Regions from separate parts of the Homo sapiens genome. Here region 2 is linked to region 1. A link is a contact called in ENCODE Hi-C data. All regions are on one chromosome and are shown on one strand. Each heading gives the region's core, a stretch centred on a gene start or an enhancer-like site at or near the end of the contact. The rest is flanking DNA. Distances are from core to core; before and after follow the strand shown.

Region 1 (3,994 bases), core at 412-2,911:
GTTTCACGGCCACCTAGAGTAAAAGGCGTGGACATGGTCACTAAAGCACTGGCATGAAAGCCAGGAACCTGATTTCTGGATTAGGGGAAGGTGGCCACAGAGACCCAGCATGCTGTTTTCACAAGGCTCTCGTCACCTGCCTGTTTCCTGGTAGCTCAGCTGGACGTTCCTTCTCAGTCTCTCTCCCTCATCCTGTGAGAAACACAGTCACCCATCCAAACCCAAAGAATGGACTTAGAGGCATGGAGAACAGTGAAAGTGAGACTTTTTTTTTGAGACAGAGTCTCGCTCTGTCGCCCAGGCTGGAGTGCAGTGGCACGTTCTTGGCTCACTGCAACCTCCGCCTCCCGGGTTCAAGCGATTCTCCTGCCTCAGCCTCCCGAGTAGCTGAGACTACAGGCGTGTGCCACCATGCCCGGCTAAGTTTTTGTATTTTTAGTAGAGGCGGAGTTTCACCAGGTTAGCCAGGATGGTCTTGATCCCCTGACCTTGTGATCTGCCCGCCTTGGCCTCCCAAAGTGCTGGGATTACAGGCGTGAGCCACCGTGCCTGGCCGAAAGTGAGACTTTTAATAACGGCCTTACAAGATTGGGTGTCTGGTAGACAGGCACATTCAGGGCAGTTACAGCAGGTAATTTATCTCCTAGCACGCAAGTCCCTCCCCCAGTTCCTCATTGGCTGAGTACTATGGGGTTAACAATCTTTCCAGACATCACCTAAGTTTCATTATCCCCCTTATAAGGTTATACCCCATCCCCTTCCCCACTTGAGTTTTGATTTTCCAATAACAAACTTTCTTCCTTTTTATGGGCTGACCCCTCCTCTACATTCTGTTCACTTATTAAGACTTTCTAGGTGCATGAGCCGTGTGGTTTGTTACATTTGCAGGCTGGCTGCCGGTACTTAGATTTATCATGGCTTGAAAATGAACCATTTAAAATGTTTTCTCACAATCCTTCAGATATTAGTAATGGTAGAGTCCATCTTTGACCCTCTTCCCACTCTATCCTCACCCTTGATGATCAGCCACCATCATGGCTTTGATATGCATCTATGTTGATGACTCTGAAATCTTTATCTTCAGCCCAGATTGTTCTAGACGTCAGACCCATCCAGCCAACTGCCTCTAAACACTCCCCACACAGATGGTTCCAACTTGGCATGTCCTGTGCTGAGCTCCTCATCCTTCCCCAGAGTCACATCTTCTCCGTGATGTGTGTATCAGTGAGTGGTGTCACCAGTTACCCAAGTAGACACGTTGGTATCATCCTTGCCCTCTCTGTGCCTCTCGCCCTACTTAGCCAGTCAGCTGGCTAGAGTGCGCTGATTCTGCCACCTGTGTGCCTCAAACCCTCCAGTGATTATTCGCTGCCTTCAGGCAAAAGCATGGATGCCGTAGCTTGCAAAGCGAGGCCCGCTGTGCTCCAGCCTCATCTTCTGCCACCCTGCCCTTTGCATTCAGCTCCTGTCCTGGGCCACATTTCCTCTAGTCCATGGGCCTTTGAACCTTTTGATGCTGCTGTCTAAACCGTTGTGCCTCCAGATTCACCTGGCCTGTTAGGATTCTGTAGACGTCAAGCTATGTGAGAAGCTGTTTCTGTCATATCTCAAACCCTAAGCCTTACTTGGATTAGTGTTCCTCTGGGTTGCAGAGAACGTCCAGGGCTTATGGTGTCAAAGCATTTACCACTTCCTGAGGTCATTTCCTGTTTTCTTTGTCATCTCCTCTATTCTACTTAATGTTTCTCTAGGGCAGGGACTGTTTCTTACTTTGGTATTTCCAGAGCTTAGCCCATAATAAAAATATCATTATCAATAATATTACTAATAATATTATTAATTACTAATATTATTAATTATTAAAAGCGATTATAAATACAAGTCGGCAGCCTCATCTCCCGCCACCCTGCCCTTTTCATTCAGCTCCTATCATGGGCCACATTTTCTGTAGCGCTTGGGCCTTTGCACTTGCTGATGCTGCTGTCTGACACGATGTGGTCTGTTCACCTGGTCCTCCTTACCATTCGTGCATTCATTCAGAAGGCATTAATAAATACCTTTAGGGACTTGTCCTAAGGCTGCACAACAAAGGCTTTTTAAGCAGTTACATGTGCCAGGCACTGTGCTAAGTCCTTAGTTTCATTTTCTTGTTTACTCCTTACAGCAACTCCAAAAGGTAGGTGCTGTTGTTACTCCTGTTAAGCAGCTGGGGAATGTTAAGGTTTAGATTTGACCAAAGTCACAGAGCTGGCAGATGGCAAAGCCAAAACAGACACTGAGCTGTCTCTGACTCCAGCCCCCGTGCTCGCTGCCTTTCTGCAGTGTGTGGCCTTCATGCCCAGTGGTATCTGAATAAATCCCTTCCAAATGAAGCGTGAATAGTGAGGAGGGACTGCCGTCAGGGTGTGGAGGCAGAGTGCCAAACAGGCTGTTTCTTTGCTTGCCGTGTACTGGTCATCGTCTGCTCCATGGCTACTAGCCACAGGCCGAAAGCTGAGAATCTCTTGCTCAGGAAGAAGGAGAGAATAGAAATTTGTGAGGTACCAGCAGTTTCTGCTACAGGTATCTTCTGAAAGCAGATGGCATTCATCTGGGCTTTCAGTAAGATTTCATTGTATAGTCAAAGGTAAGAAAGCCTTTACAGTCAGAACAACATAAGCAAAACTATAGAGATAAGAGTGCGTGGCTCATTTGGGGACAGTGAATGGTCTAGTGTGGCTAGAGAGATGCGATCAGGCCTTCTCCTGGGCTGCCAGCTCAGCCCCTTTCCCCTAGAATTAGGAGCTGCCAGAGCCAGAGGTGCAGAGAATATGAAGTAATTCAGAATTTTTCCTTGTTTCTTCCTTTAGTGTGTCTTTTGATGACATTTCTAGTTGCTATTGTCAGCCTTTCAGAAAAGAGAATTCAGTTAAATGTAAGAGATCATAGATCTTGATCTGCCTAAAAATACTCTTCTGCCAGTTTGCTGTCATACCTGAAATTTCTATGACTGACTAGTCTTTTGAGTTATTTCCAGCAAATTAGATAGTTCCTGTCCTCATGAGGGTTGGGGGCAATAAGATCCTGGAAGGGAAGTAGAAAGCAGTGTGGTTTGCTGGACCAGTGTGTTAGCGTTGATGCTAGTGACAGTCATCAGTCATGGTCCTGGCCATGGTCGCTCCATGCCAGGGTTCCAAGACCTGTGGCCTCCCCAGCACTGCCATTGCCACCATTTCTGCAACCATGCATTCTCTTCCCTTATTGTCTGGGGTCAAGTAGCTGCAATGTTAAGTTTTCAGGAAAATTAGCTTTATCAGTTTAGGTTTATATGGCTTTGTTGTCCTTTGATATGTTGTGATTTCTTTTCACTTGGTGTTTACTTTCTCTCCTTCATTGCAGAAGTAATCCATCCTGTACCAGCATATCATTGCAAGCACCAAATGCTTTTGCTTTGATTTTGACATTTAGTGCTTTATAAGAAATTGGATTTGTTTCTTTGAGTAGGAAAGTAATTTTTTTTTTTTTTTTTTGTGAGACAAGAGTCTCACTCTGTCACCTAGGCTGGAGTGCAGTGGCATGATCTTGGCTCACTGCAACCTCCACCTCCCAGGTTCAAGCAATTCTCTTGCCTCAGCCTCCAGGTAGCTGGGATTACAGGTGCCCAGCACCACACCTGGCTAATTTTTGTATTTTTAGTAGAGACGCGGTTTCACCATGTTGGCCAGGCTGGTCTCAAACTCCTTACCTCAAGTGATCTGCCCACCTCAGCCTCCCAAAATGCTTGGGATTACAGGCATGAGCCACCACACCTGGCTGAGTAGGCAAGTAATTAAATCTAATGTGAAGAAATAAAAATGTGAATTTAGAGTATGCATTTGTTAATGTAAGGGCCCAAGCTTTCTGGTAAATAAAGTGAAGAATGAATCTAAACAATAACAGTTCTACAGATTAAAATTAAATTTTTCTTACAGTATTGCATTTCTTGAGTATTGTTACACATGAAGCAACTTAATAG
Region 2 (3,994 bases), core at 584-3,083, 440 kb after region 1:
GTAGTGTGTTGACAAAATACCAAACCCTGTAAAACATTTACAGAGGTTAATTCTGAGCCAGCACGAGTGGCCATGCCCAGGGAACAGTTTCAAGAGGTTCTGAGAAGGCATGCCCAAGATGGTCAGATTACAGCTTGGTTTTATACATTTTAGGGTGACGGAAGTTACAGACAAAGATACAAATTAATGCATGTAAGGTGTACATTGGTTCAACCTGGAAAGTGAGGACATCTCAAAGTGGAAGTGGAAGGTGGGTAAGGTGCTTACAGGTCATAGGCAGATTCAAAGATTTTCTGATTGGTAATTAGTTGAAAGAATTAAGCTTTGTCTAAAGACTTGAAGTCTAGAAAGAAATGCTTGAATTAAGATAAGGGGGATTGCAGAAGCCAAGGTTCTTATTACGTAGATGAAGCCTCCAGGTAGCAGCCTTCAGAGAGAATAGATGGCAAATGTGTCTTTTCAGACCGTAAAAGGTGTCAAGGCCAGGCCCCGTGGCTCATGCCTGTCATCCCAGCACTTGGTGAGGCTGAGGCAGGCAGATCACCTGAGGTCAGGAGTTTGAGACTAGCCTGGCCAACATGGTGAAACCCCATCCCTACTAAAAACGCACACATTAGCTGGGTGTGGTGGCACATGCCTGTAGTGCCAGCTACTTGGGAGGCTGAGGCAGGAGAATTGCTTGAACTCAGGAGGTGGAGGTTGCAGTGAGCCAAGATCATGCCACTGCACTCCAACCTGGGTGACAGGGCAAGAGTTTATCTCCAAAAAAAAAAAAAAAAAAAAACCACACACAAAAAAAACAGGTGTCAGACTCTTAGTTAATCTCTCCTAGATCCAGGAAAGGCCTGGCTGCATTGACAGAAATCCTCTACAGATGCAAATTTCCCCCACAGAAGACTTTGCAGGACCATTTCAAAATATGTCAAAGAAATATATTTTGGGGTAAAATAATTTTATTTTCCTCAAGGTCTACTGTCTGTCATATGATGCTATACCAGAGTCAGGTTGGAATTTTGTATCTTATTGCCACAAAGAGTCTGTTTTGTCAGGCTTAACATGTCTATTGTAATGTTAATGCTGGTCAGTTGTGCCAAAACTCCAAAGGGAAGGTGTAGGTGTGTCCTACCTCCCTTCCCATGATGGCTGGGAATTCAGTTTTTCAGGTTTTTCTGGAGTCCCATTTGCTCAGAGAGGGTCCATTCAATCACTTGGGGAAACTTAGAATTTTATTTTTGTTTTACAAAAGTTTCAGTTTTTCCAGATGAAAAAGTTCTGCAGATCTGTTGCACAACAGTGTGAATGCACCTAACACTGCTGAGCTGTACACTTAAAAAATGGTTAAGGTGGTAAAATTTATTTATTCTTTTATTTGTTTTTAGATGGAGTCTCAGGCTGGAGTGCAGTGGCACAGTCTCGGCTCACTGCAACCTCCGCCTCCCAGGTTCAAGCAATTCTCGTGTCTCAGCCTCCCGAGTAGCTGGGATTATAGGCACACACCACCATGCTAATTTTTTGTGTTTTTAGTAGAGACAGGTTTCTGCCATGTTGCCAGGATGGTCTTGAACTCCTGAGTTCAGGCAATCCGCCCACCTCGGCGTCCCAAAGTGCTAGGATTACAGGGGTGAGTCACCGCGCACAGGAAGGTGGTAAAATTTAATGTCAGAATTTTTTTACCACAATAAAAAAAAAACTTGTTGTAGTATGAGAATAAAGAAGAAATTTTAAACCACTCAAAAGTGAATACCTCAGAGAGAAAATCTCTATTAACCAATGGGAGCTTATCACTATTGATTTTTCAACAGTTAATGAGTGCCCTACCCTGTGGCGCTGTTTCCTGGCAGCAAATAATGAACGTGACAGGCATAGATCCAGCTTTCATTCGTAAGGAAATCAGCAGTTACTTTAAAAGGCAATAGGTTCGGCGGGCGCAGTGGCTCATGCCTGTACTCCCAGCACTTTGGGAGGCCAAGGTGAGTGGATCACAAGGTCAGGAGTTCGAGACCAGCCTGACCAACATGGTGAAACCCAATCTCTACTAAAAATACAAAAATTAGCCAGGCATGGTGGCACGTGCCTGTAATCCCAGCTACTCAGGCGGCTGAGACAGGAGAATTGCTTGAACCCGGGAGGCGGAGGTTGCAGTGCGCTGAGATCATGCCACTGCACTCCAGCCTGGGTGACAGAACAAGACTCTGTCCCCCCAAAAAAAAAAAAAAATAGGCAATAGGTTCTACTGTAAGGGGACACGCAGAGAGGAATAAAAGCATGGAGAAGGGGTGAGGAGATCCTGGTGGAGATGAGGAAAGCATTCCTGAGGAAATGAGGGCTAATCTGAGATTTGAAGGATGAGAAGAAGATGTCTTTTTTTTGTTTTTTTCGGCTAGTCAAGTGAAGCAGTGGGAGTGGAGAAGGAACAAAGAAATCCTTAACTGGTTGTGACTGCACTCGGACCACCTGAGAAGAAGATATGAAGACAAAAAGAAGGCACGGACTTTCTGTTCGGAACATGTGCAAAAGTCTAGGCAATATAAAGCACGCTGCTTAAGATGGGGGAATAGGACACCCACATATGCTGAGGCGGTGCCAGGACCAGGATAGCAGAGGGCTCTGGAACCCATGTCAGTGAGCCTGAACATCTTCCTGCGGGTAGGCTCCTTGACATGGGTTCCAGAGCCCTCTGCTACCCTGGAACCCATGTCAATGAGTCTGAACATCAGTAGGAGAGTCACTAGAGAGCCTGAGTGTAGAGTGGACAAGGTTAGATTCAATTTAAGAAGACCTCTCTGGCTTCAATGTGGAGGATGGATTGAAGGGGCTCACTGCTGGTTGAGGCTGTGACAGTGGGCTCGGTGAGACAAGCACGGGCATAGCCTGTTGTTAATAATGTTGTATTTATAGTTTTTGGCTTAAGACTTTTTACTTAATATTTCATATTTAGGGTTTTCCCATTTCATTAAAAATTCATTGTAATCATTTTTAATACCTGCTTGGCATTTCATTGTATGGATAATCCATGATTTATTTAACTACTCTTCTATTTTTAAAGGTTGTTTCTGTTTCTTAGTCTAGAATGAGTAGAATTAATATTTTGGTACAAGGATTCTTGTCCACATTTTATAAATATTTTCATAAATATTAAGATTATACTAATCTCTTGCATCAGATGGCAGAAGAGGTGGCGGCAATGTTACCAAAGGAGTGTGTGTGTGTGTGTGTGTGTGTGTGTGTGTGTGTATAAGCAGTATTGCTTTGTCCTACCTAAATTGCAGATCTGCCAAAGAAGGCATAATCTAATATATTCATCCCCTATGTTGCATGGGGCAGGGAAGGCTGTGGGTTTGCACTACATAGCACATTGTTCTATCCAGGCAAAAGGTCAAGCGCTGTAGAAGGCCAAAGCTAAAAATACAGTGTGGCACTGGGGAAAATGAAGGAGCTGTCCAGGGGAAATGAGTCATACTGAATCAGTACCTCTCCTCCTATACACAGCAGTAACCTCCTCAGCTAGGGAAAGCAGACTGGTTCTTACATGAAAGTGATTTCAGGTCAGGCCTGGTGGCTCATGCCTGTAATCCCAGCACTTTGAGAGGCTAAGGTGGGCAGATCACCTGAGGCCAGGAGTTCGAGACCAGCCTGGCCAGAATGGCAAAACCCCCATCTCTACTAAAAATACAAAAATTAGCCAGGTCTGGTGGCACACATCTGTAATCCTACCTACTCGGGAGGCTGAGGCAGGAGAATCGCTTGAATCTGGAAATTGGAGGTTTCAATGAGCTAACATTGCCACTGCACTGCAGCCTGGGTGACAAAGCCAGACTGTCTCAAAATTTTTTAAAAAAAGGAATTTTAACAATAATACCAATAATTTTGGTAACAACATGGAGTAATTTCATTCCTATAGCACTTTTGTTCCTAGAGGTCGACTGCTCATGGACCATCCGTGGACCAGGATACCCCTTGTCCGTTAGCATAGGGTCTCCGGGAAGACAGCACC

What was found. Hi-C counts contacts between places; a loop is a spot of excess contacts on that map. Pooled maps may share reads with other maps.
Region 2: a map of esophagus muscularis mucosa shows a loop between it and region 1 (2.4-fold over the local background). The contact joins two enhancer-like sites. A Hi-C loop is called at or near these places in 1 of 168 maps with a recorded cell type or tissue (esophagus muscularis mucosa) and 1 of 50 pooled maps.

What each region holds. Positions count from the first base shown.
Region 1 is chr4:184,667,055-184,671,048 of GRCh38, forward strand. All of the region lies in intron 6 of PRIMPOL (primase and DNA directed polymerase), which reads left to right. Among named protein-coding and RNA genes, the nearest start is that of PRIMPOL, 19 kb to the left of the region's middle. Within about 2 kb of position 1,662, at least 4 of the 41 ENCODE cell types and tissues checked have a DNase peak (open chromatin) inside an H3K27ac peak, as active enhancers do.
Region 2 is chr4:185,108,843-185,112,836 of GRCh38, forward strand. No RefSeq gene overlaps it. Among named protein-coding and RNA genes, the nearest start is that of SLC25A4, 32 kb to the right of the region's middle. RefSeq lists an enhancer at 638-1,276. Within about 2 kb of position 1,834, at least 6 of the 41 ENCODE cell types and tissues checked have a DNase peak (open chromatin) inside an H3K27ac peak, as active enhancers do.